Regions from separate parts of the Homo sapiens genome. Here region 2 is linked to region 1. Evidence: chromatin loops called from intact Hi-C (ENCODE). Cell type or tissue: endothelial cell of umbilical vein. All regions are shown on one strand. Links, peaks and the distances in the headings refer to the core of each region. The heading gives the core; the rest is flanking DNA. Region 1 overlaps MAP4 (microtubule associated protein 4). Region 2 holds the start of MIR1226 (microRNA 1226).

What was found. Hi-C counts contacts between places; a loop is a spot of excess contacts. Peaks named below come from ENCODE experiments on the same cell type or tissue, not always from the same donor. Only the 100,000 strongest peaks of a DNase experiment are listed, where the experiment ranks them.
Region 2: it touches region 1 in a loop (10-fold over the local background); 28 of 110 quality-filtered maps call a loop at or near these places.

What each region holds. Positions count from the first base shown.
Region 1 is chr3:47,984,955-47,995,243 of GRCh38, forward strand. The region is part of intron 2 of MAP4 (microtubule associated protein 4); the gene reads right to left. Among named protein-coding and RNA genes, the nearest start is that of MAP4, 26 kb to the right of the region's middle. In endothelial cell of umbilical vein, for the core only: a CTCF peak has its summit at 5,188 (motif pointing left); a DNase peak (open chromatin) is centred at 5,147.
Region 2 is chr3:47,844,509-47,854,797 of GRCh38, forward strand. It overlaps DHX30 (DExH-box helicase 30), which reads left to right. Exons shown (of 22, transcript NM_138615.3): 10 at 1,192-1,344; 11 at 1,657-2,493; 12 at 2,765-2,840; 13 at 2,924-3,028; 14 at 3,273-3,448; 15 at 3,672-3,878; 16 at 3,961-4,042; 17 at 4,116-4,309; 18 at 4,412-4,571; 19 at 4,684-4,841; 20 at 4,943-5,046; 21 at 5,122-5,261; 22 at 5,359-5,685. The coding sequence ends at 5,612. It overlaps MAP4 (microtubule associated protein 4), which reads right to left. Exons shown (of 21, transcript NM_001385682.1): 20 at 8,655-8,844; 21 at 6,187-8,430. The coding sequence ends at 8,426. MIR1226 (microRNA 1226) reads left to right here and starts at 5,047; the gene lies at 5,047-5,121. RefSeq lists a silencer at 2,663-2,764 and an enhancer at 7,751-8,268. In endothelial cell of umbilical vein, for the core only: a CTCF peak has its summit at 5,711; no DNase peak of the experiment used is centred there.

The sequences.
Region 1 (10,289 bases), core at 1,091-9,090:
TGAGACCCCGTCTTAAAAAAAATTAAAAAATAAAAATAAAAATTAGGCTGGGGGGTGGCTCATGCCTGTAATCCCAGCACTTTGGGAGGCAGAGGTGGGTGAATCACCTGAGGTCAGGAGTTTGAGACCAGCCTGGCCAACGTGGTGAAACCCCATCTCTACCAAAAATACAAAAATTAGCCAGGCATGGTGGTGCATGCCTGTAATCCCAGCTACTCGGGAGGCTGAGGCAGGAGGATCACCTGAACCTGGGAGGCGGAGGTTGCAGTGAGCCAAGATGGTGCCACTGCACTCCAGTCTGGGCAACAGAGCAAGACTTTGTCAAAAAAAAAAATTAACCAGGCATGGTGGTGCATGCCTGCAGTCCCAGCTACTTGGGAGGCTGAGGCTGGAAGACTGCTTGAGCCTGGGGAGGTCAAGGCTGCAGGGAGCCAAGATTGTGCCACTGCACTCCAGCTAGGGTGACAGAGTAAGGCCCTGTCTCTAAATAAATAAATGCTTTTTTTTAATTGGAAAAAAATTACAGTAAAGAAAACAGGCAGACACTAACAAGTGATGAAAGTTATTATCACCAATAATGTGATTTAGTGACATCATGTGCTTCCTGATGTGGTGCACTTAGGACACATCATATTTACATAGTACTACTGCCAAAAATGTGGAACTTGAATCTAATTATGAGGAAATGCCAGGCAAACCCAAATTAGGGGACTTCTAAAAAATAACTTGCCCATACTATTCAAAATATTAAGGTCATGAAAGACAAAGAAGAGTTGAGGAACTGTTCCAATTAAAGAAGACTGAAGAGACATGAAAACTAACGTGATTCCAGATTTAATTGCAGACAAGAAGAAAAAAATGAGAAAGGAATGTGTTGAATCTGTTGGGACAACTGATGACAATGAAATAAGGTTCGTGGATTAGACAGGAATATCTCATCAGCATTTAACTTCTGATCTCTATCATCGTATTCTTGTAATGTGCTAATGCCTAGTTCTTCGGGGAAAGAGGTGTGAGTTCTGCAGTTTGTTCTCAAATAATCCAAGGGGAAGGAACTATATGTAAATATAACAAGAATGATAAAGCAAATGTGCAAAACAGTAATGATAAATCCAAGTAAAGGGTACATGGTAGGTTCTTGGCTCTGTTCTTGCAGTGTGAAGTTTAACAAAGTCATTTGCTTGCAGAATATTATTTAAGAGGTGGGGTCTTTGGGGTCTTGCTATGTTACCCAGGCTGGACTCAAACTCCTAGGCTTAAGCAATCCTCCTTCCTATTAAGTAGCTCGGGCAGGGCTACAGGTACATACCACCATCCTGGCTTGCTTGCAGAATATTTTTAGCAATGAAGTGGTTTTTTTGTTGCTTTGTTTTTTGTTTTTTGGGGGGTTTTTTTGTATTTTTTTTGAGATGGAGTCACTCTGTCGCCCAGGCTGGAGTGCAGTGGCACAATCTCAGCTCACTGCAACCTCCACCTCCTGGGTTCAAGCAATTCTCGTTTCTCAGCCTCCTGAGCAGCCGGGATTACAGGCGCATGCCACCACACCTGGCTAATTTTTGTATTTTTAGTAGAGGCGGGGTTTTGCCATGTTGGCCAGGCTGGTCTCAAACTCCTGACCTCAGGTGATCCATCTGCCTCGGCCTCCCAAGTGCTGAGATTACAGGCTTGAGCCCCCGGGTCCCGGTCCCCTGCTCTTCTTTCAGACTAGGGTACTATTATTATGAACTATACATTTTGGTACGATATTTTTTTTCCCCAAAAAGAACTATTAGTTATGAGATAAAAGTCTGTTTTCAAATCAAAGTCAGAAAATAACTATTTTTGCAAAAATGTCACACTAATTTTTTATGCATATATATAAACTTCCCTAAATATGATCATGAGACTATTAAGAGGGTTTAGGATTAGACCAAGTACACCTACCCTAAATAAATATCTACCATTTTGGAGACACAATTGTTTGTTAGTCTGTACATTAACACAACCCAAACCTGAATAAACTGACAAACAAAAACCATTTCAATTCAGTGTAATAAGCAATGATTACACATCTATCATGTGCCAAGAGCAGTGGTCTCTAATGCAGATCTGGCCAGGTTTCTCAGTACCCCTGCGCCCTCAGTTTCTCACAAACCATGAGATTCTTCATAATTTCACTTGATCTGCTTCTCCATGATTCTCTCCGGTCACTTGTCACTGTAACCTTTGATTTCTTAACCCTGAGAAACTTGAGGTCGCTAGTAAACTTTGATTATGCTGTGCCATCCTGCTTTCGCTAAATGTGTCATTCTCCATGAAATATGGCAGTAAACAAAATATTATTCCTGTGCTAGAGCATGTTAATAAGTGTAAGATAACAAATAGCTTAATTATGATCTTACAAGTACCACAGAGGAAAGAGGAAAGTTCAGGGAAGAAAAGCACTTACCAAGAGGAAGATGAAAAGAAAGGCTGGCAGGGTGTGGGGGTAGTGGGAGGTCTAGAAGGGAAAGGGAACAGAAGTCAGGGAATGTTCTGGAAAGTTACATCTAAATCCAATCTTAAAGGATTTTAGAACAACAACTCTAGCAAAAGCTTTATATAACATCAACCTCCAGCCCAGAACCGTCCTCCAAACTCCGGACTCCTTATCTGTGTATCCATCTTCTCCATTTCGATGACTAGCAGGTAACTAAATGTGAACATATCCCAAGCTAAATTTCTTCTCTTCCCTTCAAATCCTACTCCTTCTGTAGCTTTCCCCATCTCAGATGATGGCAATTCTTTCCTTTCAGTTGCTCAGGCAAAACCCCTGGAGTAATACTGGATTTGTCCTTGGCAACATCAAGGCCTTATACTTTAGGTAAGAGAAGTTTTGGGGTCATGCATATGTTAAAGTCTGATGAGAGTGAATTCAAGAGGAAATGGAAGGAAAGGAATTGGTGACAGGTAGTAGAAACGTCTCTTTAAAAGAAGGCAGGCCGGGCACGGTGGCTCACGCCTGTAATCCCAGCACTTTGGGAGGCTACGGTGGGCGGATCACGAGGTCAGGAGATTGAGACCATCCTGGCTAACACGGTGAAACCCCGTCTCTACTAAAAATACAAAAAATTAGCCGGGCGTGGCGGCACACGCCTGTAGTCCCAGCTACTCAGGAGGCTGAGGCAGGAGAATGGCGTGAACCCGGGAGGCGGAGCTTGCAGTGAGCCAAGATCGCGCCACTGCACTCCAGCCTGGGTGACATAGCAAGACTCCGTCTCAAAAAAAAAAAAAAAGAAAGCAAAGCAAAAAGATAGATGAGATGGATGTGAGATTCAGACAGGATTTTTTTTTTAATGATAAAAAAATTATAGTATGTTTGATGCTGGTGAATGACCCAATTGAAAGAAAAGAACTGATGATGCAGGAGACAGAAGAGGTAACTGTGACAGCAGTGGCCTGAGTGACAGCATGAACAGTTCACCCATAACAGAAAAAGAGCAGACAATAAGGGCATAGATGAACATAGGTGAGGAGGAAATATGTGGTGGGACCATGTGGAAGTTCTGTTCTGATTAAGCCAATTAATTTATGAATATGACTTATGAATATGAACAGGAGAGCAAGTGCCAGAAGTTTCAGAGAGTAGATGTGAAACAGTTGTCTAGGAAAGTGAAATATTTTACAAACTCATGTGAATTAGTGGCAGAGTCCCTCAGTTTGTGCTCTGTATTGAAATGAAGCAAGATTCTTTTACATTTCCTGAACATACATCTAATAATTCTATTTGAATTTAAAAAATGGATTTTTAGTTTTTAAAAACTATCAGTGAGATACTAGATCAAGTAGAAAGTATGTGTTCATGAAAAAGGTATAGTTTCACAGAAAGAACAGGGGTTTATTTTATTTATTTATTTTTTGAGACGGAGTCTCGCTGTCGCCCAGGCTTGAATGCAGTGGCACGATCTTGGCTCACTGCAACCTCCACCTTCTGGGTTCAAGACTCTCTTGCCCCAGCCCCCTGAGTAGCTGGGATTACTGGTGAGCACCACCACGCCTGGCTAATTTTTTGTATTTTTAGTAGAGATGAGATTTCACCATGTTGATCAGGCTGGTCTCGAACTCCTGACTTCGTGATCTGCCTGCTTCAGCCTCTCAAAGTGCTGGGGATTACAGGCATGAGCCACCATGCCCAGCCAGAACAGGGGTTTAAAATGAGAAGATCCAGTAGCTCATGTCTGTAATCCCAGCACTTTGGGAGGCCTAGGCGGAAGGGCTGCTTGAGGCCAGGAGTTTGAGACCAACCTGGGCAATATAGCAAGACCACATCTCTATTTAAAAAATATTGTTTTAATTGTTTAATAAAAATAAAAGTGAGATTAGAAGATCTGGGTTCAGGTTGTGCTGTCATTATTAACTAAATGATCAAATGCAACCTTCTCATTTCTAATACTTAAGCTTCACCTGGGAAGTGGGACTAAATGCAGTAATACAGGATGTCAACTGTACAGTGCTAAATAGTAATTGTTATTCTCACTGTTATTAGCTATTGTTATTCTCACTGTTATTAACTATATGTTGACCAACTGTAAATTTATCTATCAACCACCTATAGAATAACTGTAGGCTGATCAAGAAACTTTACTAGAATAAAATAAAATGAAAGCAAGAAGAGGTTAGAAAGGAAGAAGAGAAGCTGGATTCTACTATACATACAACACCTCACAATCTAAAAATATAAGCCCAGGAGAGAATAAAAACAACGTAACAACACTAAAAACAATAAGGTTGACAAGTAGAAAAAAGGCTTGTATATTTCCCTGCCAGATAAGACATACTGGACCCTAATCATACTGCACATTACTGGAAAAGTCCTAATTCAAAAGATGCTATAATGTGTTTTCTCACTGACTGACTTCCCCAGAGAACCCCCATTTCATGAAATGAAAACTTTCTCAGTGAAATACACACAGCATCGAAAATAGCACACTTTTTTTTTTTAGAAACTAATCACATTCTCTGAGATATAAAGATATTCAAATTTACTTTATTTTGTTGATTCCCTCTCCCCAGGAGATGTCAGATTCCCACAGCAGGCAAATCAGCTTGGCAGAGAAGTAGCAAGAACCTGAGAAGGCATGTGTGCTGTGAGTCAGCCTTGGGCAAAACAGCCAGGTCTCAATGCAAGGGAACCCTCTGGTGCTGTCAGACCCATGCCAACACTGCCCTCTACTGGCCAATTAAGCTGGTTGCAATTTTCTGCAAAAGAAATACCAGTGTATTAAGGAGAAATTCTGCAGTATCTATTAATAGTTGTCACTTAGGCCCTTTTCCATGGATTAGTGTTTCTCAATCATGCATGTGTATCCGAGTCACCTATTATGGCTTGTTAAAACAGACTGCTGGTGTGTGGCAGGGTACGGTGTCTCCCACCTGTAATCCCAGCACTATGGGAAGTCAAGGCAGGAGGATCACTTGAGCCCAGCAGTTCAAAACCAGTCCAGTCCAGGCAACACAGTGAGACCTTGTCTTTACTAAAAATGCAAAAAACTTAGCCAGGCCATTGCCCTGTGTTAACTTCTTATTCTATGGGAATAAGCTTTTAGCTTCAAAGGCCTTATGGAATGTTGAGGAGAAAGCATTTTCTCGACTTCAGAAGAAGAACTATTTAATCACACAGAGAACAGAAAAATTAAGTGACTTGTTCCATAAATGTGCTATTTGTGTCTGAGGGTCAATACTGTGCTAGATGATCATCTGAAAGAACAAGAGTCACAGATGTTTGCTTCGTCATTCACATCTAAGAGAAAGGGTTCTATCTTTTGTCTCCCTCACCTAGAAAATAGGGCCATATAATGCTGATAATGAACAATTAAGGAAAACACCATTTTTTAAGGAAAAAAGTCAGGAAGTACATAATTTTCTTTTTATTTTTTTCTTATTACAGCCGTGGTGCAAAACAAGTAGTACACATATCCTGAAAAAGTATTTGAGAATTGTTTCCCAAGGTGATAGGCATTTTAGAAGAAGAGTTTGACACCAATTTTATTTCTAGGTATTGGTATTTAGATGGTTTACACAGGCAATGCTAAGATAAAATACTTGTAGAAGCAAGAATAAGTTGAAGTGCAAAAGGAAATGAGTATAGTAGATCCAAAGAAAAGGAATAAAGGTCGGGGGGTTCTTGTGTTGCCAGGCATGAAGGCAGAAATCATACTTAGAGAAAAAAGCAATTTTCCTACTTTGTCATAAATGCCATAAAAGCAACCCTGCTTTCTTACTTCTCATTTTATAAGTTGAAGACAATTAGGGTGGACATGTAAGAATTAAAGGAAATAAAACACCATTGTTCAAAGAGTTCTATTATGTGTAACCTACTCAACCGTCCCTTCTATATCTAGAGGCAAGAAAATGGTTGATAAACTTCCACTGGTTGGCCTAACTAAGCCTGTTGTAAGAACATATCGAGAGCACTAGGCTGGGTGTGGTGGCTCACACCTGTAATCCCAGTGCTTTGGGAGGCTAAGGCAGGAGGATCGCTTGAGGCCATGAGTTCCAGACCAGCCAGAGGAACACAGTCTGACTGTCGCTATAAAAATAAAAGGATAAGCAAGGCACGCGCACCTGTAGTCCAAGCTATTCAGGAGCCTGAGGCAGGAGGAACGTTTGAGCCCAGGAGTTACGTTAGATGTTGCAGTAAGCTATGATTGTGCCACTGCACTCCAGCCTAGGTGACATGGAAAGAATCTGTCTTTTCTTTTTTTTTTTTGAGACGGAATTTCGCTCTTGTTGCCCAGGCTGGAGTGCAACAATGGCACGATCTCGGCTCACGGCAACCTCTGCCTCCCGGGTTCAAGTGATTACTCTTGCCTCAGCCTCCTGAGTAGCTGGGATTACAGGTGCCCACCACCACGCCCAGCTAATTTTTTTGTGTTTTTAGTAGAGACAGGGTTTCACCATGTTAGCCAGGCTGGTCTCGAACTCCTGACCTCAGGTGATCCACCCGCCTCAGCCTCCCAAAGTGCTGGGATTATAGGCGTGAACCACCGCGCCCAGTAAGACCCTGTCTTCAAAAAAAAAAAAAGTGTCAGCAATCAGCAGTAGTTTACTGAACCTCATCTAAGAACAAAATCAAACTTAAAGTTAGATGTATAATAAAACATTAATGAAGTCTAGGGCCCTTCCATCACTTCTAAAGATGTATTCAGAAGAACATCTTGTTTAGAATGTTCTCCAGGAAAAACACAAATATGAAACCTGTCATTATGGCAAAAACCATCAGTCCGATAATGTATAAAAATCAGACCCACAGCAGAGAAGTCTCCATTCATAAAGAACTCACTAATTGCACCAGATTTCTACAAGACTAAATAAGGCGGCTTCCTTCGTTTTTCTTATTTGATGTCTCCAAACAGCCATCACCCCTTCCTTTAAGTTAAGACTTCTACAACTTTTAGGAAGCTGGTATGGAAAAAATGTAGTAATTTACAACCTATCATAATTATAAACTTTATTATTATTATTATTTTTAGAGACGGGGTCTCTCTCTGTCACCCAGGCTGCAGCACAGTGGTGCTTTTATGGCTCACTGCAGCCTCGACCTCTGGGGCTCAAGTGATTGCCTCCTACCTCAGCTTCCTGTGTAGCTCGGACTACAGGCGCACACTACCACGCCCAGCTATAATTATAAACTTTAAACATGGTATCTTCAACAAGTTCGTGGAAAATGCATTCTATGAAAAAATTATTCATGGATTTCAAGGGAGTTTTTTTGTATCAAAATAACTCATACTCCAGCCTGACCAATATGGCGAAACCCCATCTCTACTAAAAATACAAAAATTAGCTGGGCATGGTAGCATGTGCCTATAAGCCCAGCTACTCAGGAGGCTGAGGCAGGAGAATCTCTTGAACACAGGAGGTAGAGGTTGCAGTGAGCCGAGACTGTGCCACCGCACTCCAGCCTGGGTGACAGAGAGACACTCCATCTTAAAAAAAAAAAAAAAAAGCTCATACTAACTTGTTATAACACGTCTGAACAGGATCTAGTTTGAAGCACTAAAAAGGATAAAACATCAGTTTGAAAAGAGCCCCTAATAAAGCAACATGAATTCTGCTAAAATTGAAGCAAAAGCAAATGGTAAATTTATGGTGAAGCTTGGATGAAAGAATGGTGAAATCACTGATGCTTTGTGTAAAGTTTATGGGGACAATGCCCCAAACAAATCAGTAGTTTACACATGAATAACTTGTTTTAAGACATCAGCCAGATGCAGTGGTCCGCACCTATAGTCCCAGCTACTTGGAAGGCTGAGACAGGAGGATCACTTGAGCCCAGGAGTTCAAGGCTGTAGTGTGCTATGGTTACACCTGTAAATAGTCACTATACTCTAATTTGGGCAATGTAGTAAGACTCTGTCTCAAAAAAAGAAAAAAAATAAAGGAGGAGATGATGTTGAAGATGAAGCCCACCGTGGCAGACCACCAATATCAATTTGAGAGGAAAAAAGAATGATCTAATTGAAGAGGATTGACAATTAGCAGAAACAATAGCCAATACCACAGACATCTCAATTGGTTCAGTTTATACAATTTTGGCTGATAAATTAAAATTGAGCAAACTTTCCACTCAACTGGTGCCAAAATGGTTGCATCCAGATGAGCTGCAAAGAGCAGAGCTTTCGATGTAAATTTTAAACAAGTGGGATCAAGATCCTGAAGCATTTCTTTGAAGAATTGTAACAGGAGATGAAATATGGTTTTACCAGTATAATCCTAAAGACAAAGCACAATCAAAGCAATGGCTACCAAGAGGCGTAAGTGCTGTAGTCAAAGCAAAAGTGGATCAGTCAAGAGCAAACACAAGAGTTTTTTAGGATGCTCAAAGCACTTTGTCTGTTGACTTTCTGGAGAGCCAAAGAATGACAACATCTTATTATGAGGGTGTTTTGAGAAAGTCAGCCAATGCTTTAGCAGAAAAACAGCCAGGAAAGCTTCATCAGAGAGTCCTTCTCCACCAGGACAATGCTCCTGTTCATTCCTTTCATCAACAAAGATAATTTGTGACAGTTTTGATGAGAAATCATTAGGCAACCACCTTACAACAGTCCTGATTTGGTTCCTTCTTTTTTGTTTCCTAATCTTTAAAAAAATCTTTGGTAGCAACAAAAAATTAAAAACTTAAACCAAAAAAAACTTTAAAGGGCATCCATTTTTCTTCATTTCTTCATTTTTCTTCATTTAATAATGTAAAAAAGCCAGGCACAGTGGCTCACACCTATAATCCCAGCACAAAAGAAAAACAAATATTTACTCCAAAAAATTTGGATTCCTTAATGGAAAACGGGAAAATCTATTCTCTCTTAATCCATAATGCACGGTGGAGACATTTGTTCTTTGACTGACTAACATAAACAAAGAAAACCTAGTATGAAGAAAGGAATGATAAGATGTAAATATGGTAGCAACTAGTCATGGTTGAGATGCTCTTCCCATCCTAATATTAACTTACCCTCATCAGTCATAGGTGAAAGAAGCTAGCTGCTTTTCGTTTTCTAATTTCCTTTAACTGTGCATTGTTTCCATCATCTGGGAATGAGCCTAGGTGGATAAGGACAGTGAGGTGGTAGCAGTAGATTTTCTTGTGCTTCATCTTGAGTTATTTGATCCATGTAACATTAACTTGGCCCAAGAGGAGGAAAGTTTTTAAGACATTATTTTATTTATAAAAAATTAAATCCTCCCTGCTACTTTTGATATGTAAATGGTGGCTCATGCCTGTAATCCCAGCACTTTGGGAGGCCAAGGCAAGTGGATCACCTGAGGTCAGGAGTTTGAGACCAGCCTGGCCAACAGGGCGAAACCCCATCTCTACTAAAAATACAAAAATTAGCCAGGCATGGTGGTGCAGGCCTGTAATCCCAGCTACTGGGGTGTTGAGGCAGGAGGATCGCTTGAACCTGGGAGGCGGAGGATGCAGTGAGCAGAGATCGTGCCACTGCACTCCAGCCTGTGCAATAGAGCGGGACTCCATCTCAAAAAAAAAAAAAAAAAGTTCATTAACTCAGAAAGACTACTCCAGAAATTGGCGAGTGGTTACTCCAGGAAGGAGAACTGTCTGGCTAGGGTGTAGGGATTGGGAGAATTTGTTTTACCGTACATCCCTTTGGACCAATTGGATTTTGTACATGTGTATTTTTTAGCCTGTTCAAAAAATGTATGAGTTTCTGGAAAATTGAATTAAAGGATAAAAATAAAATATGAACTTTACTTCTCAACATAAGCTTTTGCAACATCAAGATACTTTTGTAAGCAATGATAGCAACTTTTTT
Region 2 (10,289 bases), core at 1,307-9,306, 140 kb before region 1:
GCCTGTTCCTGCAGCAAGGAGCTTGTGTTGGCACCTCCTGTGGTATGAGGACCAGATTCCTGTCCTTTAGGTCCTTATAGCTGATGGTGCCAGCACGCCCAGAGGCAGGGGGTTGGCCCCTGTTGGGGGAAGACTTCTTTAAGGAGGGAGTGTTTGATCTGGGCTCCGAAGGGTGAGCAGAGTCCAGCCATTAGAGGTGACAGGAACACAAGACTAGTTTTACCCATGTGCGTGAGGTATTGGAATGCTATGTTTTATCTCTGGTGAGGTGGCTTTAGGTATGTAGGGAGGTAAGACACAGTGTTTTCCTTCCAGTGGCTTGTTTGATCAAGTTGCATTATAATCGACATTTACAGGAAATTCCACGTGCATCTGTATATGATGGGGTCACAGATGGGTCGGGTGCCATGTAGGGATTGGGAGGCGGGATGGAAGGATTAGGGGAGGAAGGCTTTGATGAGGCAGCAAAGGAAGAGGGAGTCTGTGGGGTGCGTTCTAGCATCGAGGGCCTGGCCTGGCTGGTCTGAGGGTACATGTTGGGAATTCACAGAGGTGACAGTGGCCTATTGTGGTGTTGGGGGGGCTGTAGCCACACAGTGAGTGGTTTCTCCTCAGGGCCTTCTCCAGACGTAGGGCTGTTCTGCTGTGACACATCAGGTTTAGCTTTTCTTGAATTAACTTTATTATTATTTTCTTTGAGACAGAGTCTCGCTCTGTCGCCCAGGCTGGAGTGCACCGTCATGATCTCGGCTCACTGCAACCTGTGTCTCCAGGGTTCAGGCGATTCTCGTGCCTCAGCCTCCCTAGTAGCTGGGACTATAGGTGCCGGCCCCCCACCTGGCTAATTTTTGTATTTTTAGTAGAGATGGGGTTTCACCATGTTAGCCAGGCTGGTCTCGAACCCCTGACCTCAGGTGATTTGCCTGCCTCGGCCTCCCAAAGTGCTGGGATTACAGGCGTGAGCCACCGCGCCCGGCCTGAATTAACTTTAGTTCATTTTTTAAAACGTTTATTTTGGTAAGTTAACATTTTCCTAGTTCATAATTTCTCCCTCCATCACCATGTCAGCCAAAATCCAAAATCTCTTAGAGATTACTTGGCACAACTTATGCGTTGGAGCTCCTGAGCTTGTCTGGGCTGGTTTTTGGGGAGCCCCAGAGCATAGACTGAGTCTTGCATGTCCCCCTGCAGAGCCTGGGCCTGGTGGACAGGAACAACGAACCGCTTACACACGCCATGTATAACCTGGCCTCTTTGCGTGAGCTGGGTGAGACCCAGCGCCGACCATGCACCATCCAGGTGCCCGAGCCCATCCTCCGCAAGATAGAGACCTTCCTGAACCATGTAAGAGGCCCTGCATCCCTCACCACCCCTGCTCCCTGTAGTCTGCCTCCATCTCTCCAGACTGAAGGCCTCCACCTGCGACAGGCAGTAGTACCTCCCCATTCTCTTCACTGAGTTTGGGGCCTGGGATCCCCCTGGCCTGAACAGCCCAGTCTTGCCCACAAGGATCCCGGGGCAGTCATGGACTAAATTAATCCTCTGCCCAGCGGGTTGGGCCACAACATCTGACCCAGGCGAATCCTGCAGAGTGGCTGGTTGTGTGTGAATGAGGAATTTCTTTTTCATTGTTTTGCTTGCCTCCCTGCCCTCCAGTACCCTGTGGAGAGTTCATGGATCGCCCCAGAACTCCGGCTGCAGAGTGATGACATCTTGCCCTTGGGCAAGGACTCAGGGCCTCTGAGTGACCCTATCACAGGCAAGCCCTATGTGCCCCTGTTGGAAGCAGAGGAGGTACGTCTCAGCCAGAGTCTGCTAGAACTGTGGCGGCGGCGAGGGCCGGTCTGGCAGGAGGCCCCCCAGCTACCTGTGGACCCACATCGGGACACCATCCTCAACGCCATTGAGCAGCACCCGGTGGTGGTCATCTCTGGGGACACGGGCTGTGGGAAGACCACGCGCATCCCCCAGCTGTTGCTGGAGCGCTATGTGACCGAGGGCCGAGGTGCCCGCTGCAATGTTATCATCACCCAACCTCGCCGCATCTCTGCTGTGTCTGTGGCACAGCGGGTCAGCCACGAACTGGGCCCCTCCCTGCGCCGGAATGTGGGCTTCCAGGTGCGGTTGGAAAGTAAGCCCCCATCCCGAGGCGGGGCCCTGCTCTTCTGCACTGTGGGTATCCTGCTGCGTAAGCTGCAGAGCAACCCCAGCCTGGAGGGCGTGAGCCACGTCATCGTGGATGAGGTGCATGAGCGGGACGTGAACACAGACTTTCTGCTGATCCTGCTCAAGGGCCTGCAGCGGCTCAACCCGGCCCTGCGGCTGGTGCTCATGAGTGCCACAGGGGACAATGAGCGCTTCTCCCGATACTTTGGTGGCTGCCCCGTCATCAAGGTGCCTGGCTTCATGTACCCAGTCAAGGAGCACTACCTAGAGGACATCCTGGCCAAGTTGGGCAAGCACCAGTACCTGCACCGGCACCGGCACCATGAGGTGAGGGACACCCCCATCCCACCCAAGGCTCCTGGCCTTTCCTCCGTGGATGCCCCTCCTCCCTGGCCCTGGGGCTTGGTGCCTGGGGCAAGTTACCCTCCCCAGTCCTCGGTTTCCTTGATAGAAACTGGGGACTAACCCTGCCTGCGTGGCACACGTGAGGATTGGAGTTGATGTCAAGCGGCTCCGTCTCACTGAGTCAGGTGGCTGTGTCCTTGGCATGACCCCTTACCCCGGGGCTGTGACTGTGGCCTCTCTTCCCCCACCCCAGTCTGAGGATGAATGCGCACTCGATTTGGACCTTGTGACTGATCTGGTTCTGCACATCGATGCTCGCGGGGAACCAGGTGGGTGCCTCCCCATCTGTCCCATGCTAGCCCTGGCCACGTTTGCAGCAACAGCTGGCTCATGCCCCAGGGCTCCTTTACAGGTGGGATCCTGTGCTTCCTGCCTGGGTGGCAGGAGATCAAAGGAGTGCAGCAGCGCCTCCAGGAGGCCCTGGGCATGCACGAGAGCAAGTACCTCATCCTGCCAGGTGAGAGCCCCGGCGGAGGGACCAGGGACCTTTGGAAACCAGCCTGACCTCTGTCCTAGGGACTGACCCAACTGGGACTCCAGGGGCCCCGGTTTCTGACCAAGCTGTGGCACTTTTCACTGGGCATAGTGTTTATCTGCGCCTGTTTCATCAAAATGGGGTCAAAATCCTTGCCCTGCCCACATTCCAGGGGGGAATTCTGGTGGAAGCAGTGCCCATAACTGGTGTGTGTCTTGCCCACCAGTGCACTCCAACATCCCCATGATGGATCAGAAGGCCATATTCCAGCAGCCTCCAGTTGGGGTGCGCAAGATTGTCTTGGCCACCAACATTGCTGAGACTTCCATCACAATCAATGACATCGTGCATGTGGTGGACAGTGGGCTGCACAAGGAAGAACGCTATGACCTGAAGACCAAGGTGGCACCTACCTCCTGGGCCCGGCCAACCACTGGGGGAGGGACTCCGTTTTGAGGTGGTCCCCAGCCCAGATCTACCTTAGACCTGCTTTGTGTGTCTTCAGAAGGCCGCGCTTGTGGGGTCTCAGTGTTCCTGATGTAGGGGGCTGGTGAGGGTTACTCAGGGAGTGGGGAAGCACTGAGGAAGTGGCATTTGTGTGCTGCTTACTTGCCACCTCCTCCAGGTGTCCTGCCTGGAGACAGTGTGGGTATCAAGAGCCAATGTGATCCAGCGCCGGGGCCGGGCGGGCCGCTGCCAGTCCGGCTTTGCCTACCACTTGTTCCCTCGAAGCCGGCTGGAGAAAATGGTCCCTTTCCAAGTGCCAGAGATCCTGCGCACACCTCTTGAGAACCTGGTGCTGCAAGCGAAAATCCACATGCCTGAGAAGACGGTGCGGCGGGGCGGGGCAGGGGCTGGCCTGGGGACCAGGCAGGTGGGAGGCAGGCTCATGGCGGGCTCTGGCTCTGTCATAGGCGGTGGAGTTCCTGTCCAAGGCTGTGGACAGTCCAAACATCAAGGCAGTGGACGAGGCTGTGATCTTGCTCCAGGAGATCGGTATGTAGGGGCTGGGCTGGGCTGGGCTGGGGAGTGGCTCTCGAGGGTGGTACTGACAGCTGAGCCGTTGCAGGGGTGCTGGACCAGCGGGAGTACCTGACTACCCTGGGGCAGCGCCTGGCTCACATCTCCACCGACCCCCGGTTGGCCAAGGCCATTGTGTTGGCTGCCATCTTCCGTTGCCTGCACCCACTACTGGTGGTCGTTTCCTGCCTCACCCGGGACCCCTTCAGCAGCAGCCTACAGAACCGGGCAGAGGTGGACAAGGTCAGTCCTGGCTCCTTCCTGGAGCCGTCCACCCACTGCTGTTCTGAGGGGGCGTTGTCTAGCCCCTGCCTGTGATCCGGCTGCCCTCTTCTCCCCTCCCAGGTGAAAGCACTGTTGAGCCATGACAGCGGCAGTGACCACCTGGCCTTTGTGCGGGCTGTCGCCGGCTGGGAGGAGGTGCTGCGTTGGCAGGACCGCAGCTCCCGGGAGAATTACCTGGAGGAAAACCTGCTGTACGCACCCAGCCTGCGCTTCATCCACGGTCAGTCGGGCCCACACCTGCTCTCCTGAGCCCCTCCCACCCCCACTGAGTTTCTGTCACCTCCAGCCTGTGGCTAGGGGCTGTAGGTCCACCACACATTCTGTCTCCCTAGGACTCATCAAGCAGTTCTCAGAGAACATTTATGAGGCCTTCCTGGTGGGGAAGCCCTCGGACTGCACCCTGGCCTCCGCCCAGTGCAACGAGTACAGTGAGGAGGAGGAGCTGGTGAAGGGCGTGCTGATGGCCGGCCTCTACCCCAACCTCATCCAGGTGCTGCCTCTGGGAGGGAATGGAGTTCACCAGGTCCCAGCCTCCTTCCCTGTCTGCAGCTCCTTGCTCAGCCCCACCCGTCTTTTCCTCCATCCCTGCAGGTGAGGCAGGGCAAGGTCACCCGGCAGGGGAAGTTCAAGCCCAACAGCGTCACATATAGGACCAAATCAGGCAACATCCTGCTGCACAAGTCGACCATTAACAGGTGAGGGCATGCAGGCCTGGATGGGGCAGCTGGGATGGTCCAAAAGGGTGGCCTCACCAGCCCTGTGTTCCCTAGGGAGGCCACACGGTTACGGAGCCGATGGCTGACGTATTTCATGGCAGTCAAGTCCAATGGCAGCGTCTTCGTCCGGGACTCCTCTCAGGTGCACCCGCTAGCTGTGCTGCTGCTGACCGACGGGGACGTGCACATCCGTGGTGGGTGCCTGCAGGCCTCCCGCCCACCCCGCTCTGCAGCTGCTCCTCCGGGGCCTGGCCTCACCACAGTTCCCCACCATCTTTTCCATTCCCTCAGATGACGGGCGCCGGGCCACCATCTCACTGAGCGACAGTGACCTGCTGCGGCTGGAGGGTGACTCGCGTACCGTGCGGCTGCTGAAGGAGCTGCGGCGGGCCCTGGGCCGCATGGTGGAGCGGAGCCTGCGCAGCGAGCTGGCTGCACTTCCCCCCAGCGTACAGGAGGAGCACGGGCAGCTGCTTGCGCTACTGGCAGAGCTGCTGCGAGGACCCTGTGGCAGCTTTGATGTGCGCAAGACAGCTGACGACTGAGCCCTGCTTCTGCTGGGGCTGTGTACAGAGTGCAAATGTTTATTTAAAATAAAGTTCTATTTATCCCTTGTGACCACTGCTGTCCACTAGGGGCTCCTCTCTCAGGGCCTCCATACACTGGGCCACGGTTCCCCAAAGAGGAAGGAGGAAGGTAGGTAGAGAAGAGAGTGAGATGCTTATTGCTGGGGAACGGGCTGGCTGTGGCCCCAAGTCTTTTAAGAGAGAAGGGGGTTGGAACCTCCTCCCTTCACCAAGAAAGAGCATGAAGCAGCGGTGCTGTTAACCACCCCAGTCCCCTGGCACAGCTGCTGCTCTCGGTACCCACCACAGGAAGCCTGTCAGAACTGTCACTGTCCTTGTAGTTTTGGACAGTAAGTAAGCAAGTAAGTGTCAAGTAGCCCTTTATCAGGCAGACTAGGGGAGAGTTCCACAGGTAGCCAAGGCGCAGGGCTATGTGGCACAGTGGTCCTTCCCGTGTCCACATCCACAAGTTCACAGCTGAGGGGCTGAGCTGAGGGCAGGAAGATCCAGGGAGGTGGTAGATGCAAAACGAGACAGAAGCACGAAGCCTGCGTGATGGGACATCAGGCAGCTTTATTTATTTACTCTTAAAACTGTTACAACAGAATCATGGACTGACACAGGTAATGGCTGAGCCATAAGCAAATCGAGAAGTACAGAAATGTCCCACCCCAAACAGCTGCGGAGTACACATCACACAGGGCCTCTGGTCCCGGCCTTCTCAGGTGCTCTGGAGTGGAGGATCCTTTGAGGGAACTCTGACCACTCCTGTTGTCTACCTAGAGAGCACGCCACTTGGGCCACCTACCCCCAACCTTTGGCCAAAGGAGTGAAAGGACCTGGAACCTGTCGTCAACCTCAGCATCCTCATGACCCCAGGACAGACGCAGTGGAGGCAGCAGGTACTCTGGGCCTGTGCTGTTGCCCCTGAGGTGTCTCCTGACTACGCAACCCTGTTTCCTTCCCACTTTCATCCCAGCAGGCCCTTTCTTCCTGCTGACAAAACACTGGCTCCCTCATGTTCTTGGCACAGCAGAAGTGTTCTGCACATGGTCTCTACGGAGGAAAGCTGGTCCCCCTGGCCCAGGCAGCACTTCCTCCGTGAGCCCCTGCAGTTTCCTGGTGTGTGCTTGGGGAGCTAGGGACATGGTGTCAAACCTCCACAAGGCACTGCTACCTCAGAAAGGGGGAGGACCTGTCAGGCCCAGGACAGCCTCCCTGCACATGGAGATCAAATCTAAACTTAGGTCAAGACCCCTACCTTCTCCAGGGATGCCAGGACCAGAGAAGGGCAGAGGTCAGGAGGGGGCATGAGGAGGCCAAGTCTGGGGCAGCCTCCTCAGAGGCAAATCTACACTGCAGCCAATCCCCCTCCAGAGAAGCCCTTGGAATCTCCCAGGCCATTTCACTACAAACTTATGTTTGAATCCTTTATTAGAAACCATGCAAACTTTAATACAAAAAATACAAGTGCAATAAGAATCTTTGTGTCAATACAGTTCCCGGGATTTCTCCTCACTGCAGCCATCCCAAGGCCTAGCTGGGATGCCCTCTGTGGGCCTTGCCTCTCCTCCCTCCCCTCTCCAGTCAGGGCATAAGGGAAGCAGATAGCCTTAGTCTCATGCCTTTTATTTTTAAATTTCCAGACCTGATTTCCTACTATCTGCATGAGGCTCCCTTGGACATGAGGGCTTACATGTCCTAGGGTGTGGGTGCCGGCCTGAAGGAATTCCATCTCCTGGCCCTTTCTTGTTCTCCAGCCCTGGCTTTTTATCCTAGGGCTGACCACCAGATCCCAGGGAATGGGACAGAGATGCCAAAACCAGCCTCTTGGTTAGAAAAGAAAAGCAGCATACACACAACAAAATGGCAAAACCAACCAGTCCACGCTCCAAGGGCCCCTTGTGTGCCTGACCGGCTCACCAGCCACAGCCTCTGCACCCCTCTTCCCTGCCGCACCGCCTCCAGGGCCCTAAGCTGCCCACATCCTCCAGCGGGGGTGGCATAAGGATATCTCCGCCCTGTTCCCTCTAACACTTACTGAGGACTTTCATGTAGACATGGCTTCAACCTGCAGAACTATTTTGCCAGTTTTTAGGTTATTAGAAAAAAATAAAAGGACAAAACAAGAAAAATGTGACAGCAGCTAGGCGGGTATGTTAAGCATGGGGACAGGCAGCACTGACCCCCAACTTGGGGCAGGGCAGCAAGAAGGGCCCGACACCACCTGCATGGGGAGGGGGGGGCGCCCATTTGTGGGACCAGAGGGAGAGGCAGTGGCTTAAGCTCCACGGTCAGCGTCCTGTCACCACTCGGAATCCACCTCCACTCTTCCCTCCAGGTAGATCCAGGGAGAAGGGAGGGCATGTCAGTTTCTTTTGGGTTTGGACCAAAGAACCAAAAAAAGATGAGGATAGAATCTGGTTCTCCTCTCCTAGATCCCAACTTAGCCTCAACCACCCCAACCCCCTCCCAACCTCCTCCACGGAGCAGTGGCGCAGTGATGGGGCAAGACCAAAGCAGGGAGATGGGCCCAGGCTGGGGAGTGAGAGGAGGTGTGGGGCAGGGCTGCTGCTGCCCCGGGCACGCAAAGCAGGAGGGAAGGCGAGCCTAGCGGGCTGCCCAGCACGGCGCCCAAGCGCTCACTGGTCTAGTGGACAGCCCGGGAAAGGGGGCCAAGGACCCGGGAGCCCGAGTTGGGGCCGCCAGGGAAGTGTGGGGGGCGGGAGACAATGTCGGCCCCGTGGTCGGTGCGGGCCCTGGCATTTGCCCGGAACGTCAGCCTGTAGGTCTCAATCTGCAGTGACATGGGAGGAGGGAAGGGAGAGGGGAACAGGGGAGACAAGAGGGGAACACGGGGGAGACGGAAGACGAGACCAGAATGTCATCATTAGATGCCTGGAAAATAAAAGGTTACTTCATTAAAATTTAGGCCACACTCTAGTCAAAAACAAAGGAGTTTCAATTTGCGGCCAGTGGCAGGGCCCCTGGCTGGCCCTTAGGCCGAGCCCAGCCACTTACTTGTCTCCTGGATCTGGCTGTCCAAGGTCTGGGCCTCCCTTTGGTCACCACCCCCTGACAGGGTGGGGTGGCCATTGAGGCCACTGGCTGAAGTGGGGGCGCCAGCTTCAGGCGCTGCCTCAGAGATGGCCGGCTCCTCCCCAGCAGGGGGACCCGGACACAGAGGAGCCTCGCTGCCACCGCCCTCAGTCTACAATGAAACAGTGGGGGAGACAGTGCAGGGTCAGTCGAGGGGGGGAGTGGGATGGGGTGATGGTGGTGGGTTTCACACACAGCCCCCACCCTTGCTGCCCTGGCACCCACTGGCTCAAGGCACAGTCGCTTGGAGAATCCCAGGCAGGTGCCCCGGCCCCACCCACCCCACCTCACCTGGGAGACCGACTCCCGAGGGTCAGGAGCAGCTGGACCAGTGACACACTCTCAGAGCCCCTCTGTGGCATGTGAGGCTCTGATGAAGCCTCTCTGAGGGCAGAGGTGCCAGGCCTCAGGCTGGTACCAAAGACGTAGCCATGACAACAGTAAGCAATAAGCCTGAAGGGTAGCCCCCTGAAGGGTACAGCCCACCCTCCCAAACCCTCCCTGAACCCAGGCCACCCCCTGCACACAGAGTGGGGTCCTCAGTAGCTCCCGGGCAGCCCTGCCTGCACATCTGTCTGGTCAGGAACACAGGTGCTGAGGCCTTGTCTGTGCGGGGCACCATTCTGGGACCAGGGGTCCATGGGAGGCAGAAAGGTGTCCAAGGAGGTATAACCCAGGGACACTGTGGAGGCCTGGAGGGCGTCATAGGAGGAGGACATTTGGGGGACATGGAACACTCAGTGTGAGGAAGGCAGAGAAGAGAGAACAGCTGCGAGAGGCCACTGGGGAGCTGGAAAGCGTGTGTCGCCAAATACCCAAAAAGTGACAAGGGAGAAGTGGTTTCTAATCGGCATAGTGAGAAATAGGCCTCGATTAAAAACAATAATTCCAGAACTAATAAAGGGATATAATGTGAACAAGGAAAAGAACACAAGGCTTAGGGTCAGAAAAGCCCAGATGTGAATCCTGGTCCACGCTCGCTCGCTGTGTCCTTGGAAAAGAGACTAAAGCCAAGTTAACGCCCCACTGAGACGGGCGTGAGAACGGCATCCTCACGAGGTATGGGGGGCACGAACTGAGAGCCTGTGGCAGCAAGGACCCCCCCAGATGTTCCTGGAAGCTGATCAAGGCTTCAGTCAGAGCATCAGGAGAGGATGGGACAGGGGACGGGCTGGGCAGTGGCTGGCACTGGGGAGCAGAGATGGAAGGGAAGGCCCAGGGCAGCGGCTCCTGGCCCCTCTCCCCTGCGCACCTGAACCCGAGCAGCAGCAGCCATCCTTGTGCTCGGGGTCTGCAAGATGCCCCTCATGGGCCCCCCACCCACGGATGACATGGAACATAGGACAGACAGCATCTTGGCACACAAAAGGTCTCACAGTACTGTGGAAGGAGGAAGGGAGGAAAGAGGAGAGAGGGAAGGGAGAAGAGGCCCAGCCAGTCGTGAGGATGGGAACCTCTGCCACTTGAGCTCTGTCCCAGAGCCCTGCAGAGGGAGGCCCCAGGCAGGCCCTGCAGAGGGAGGCCCCAGGCAGGCCCTGCAGAGGGAGGCCCCAGGCA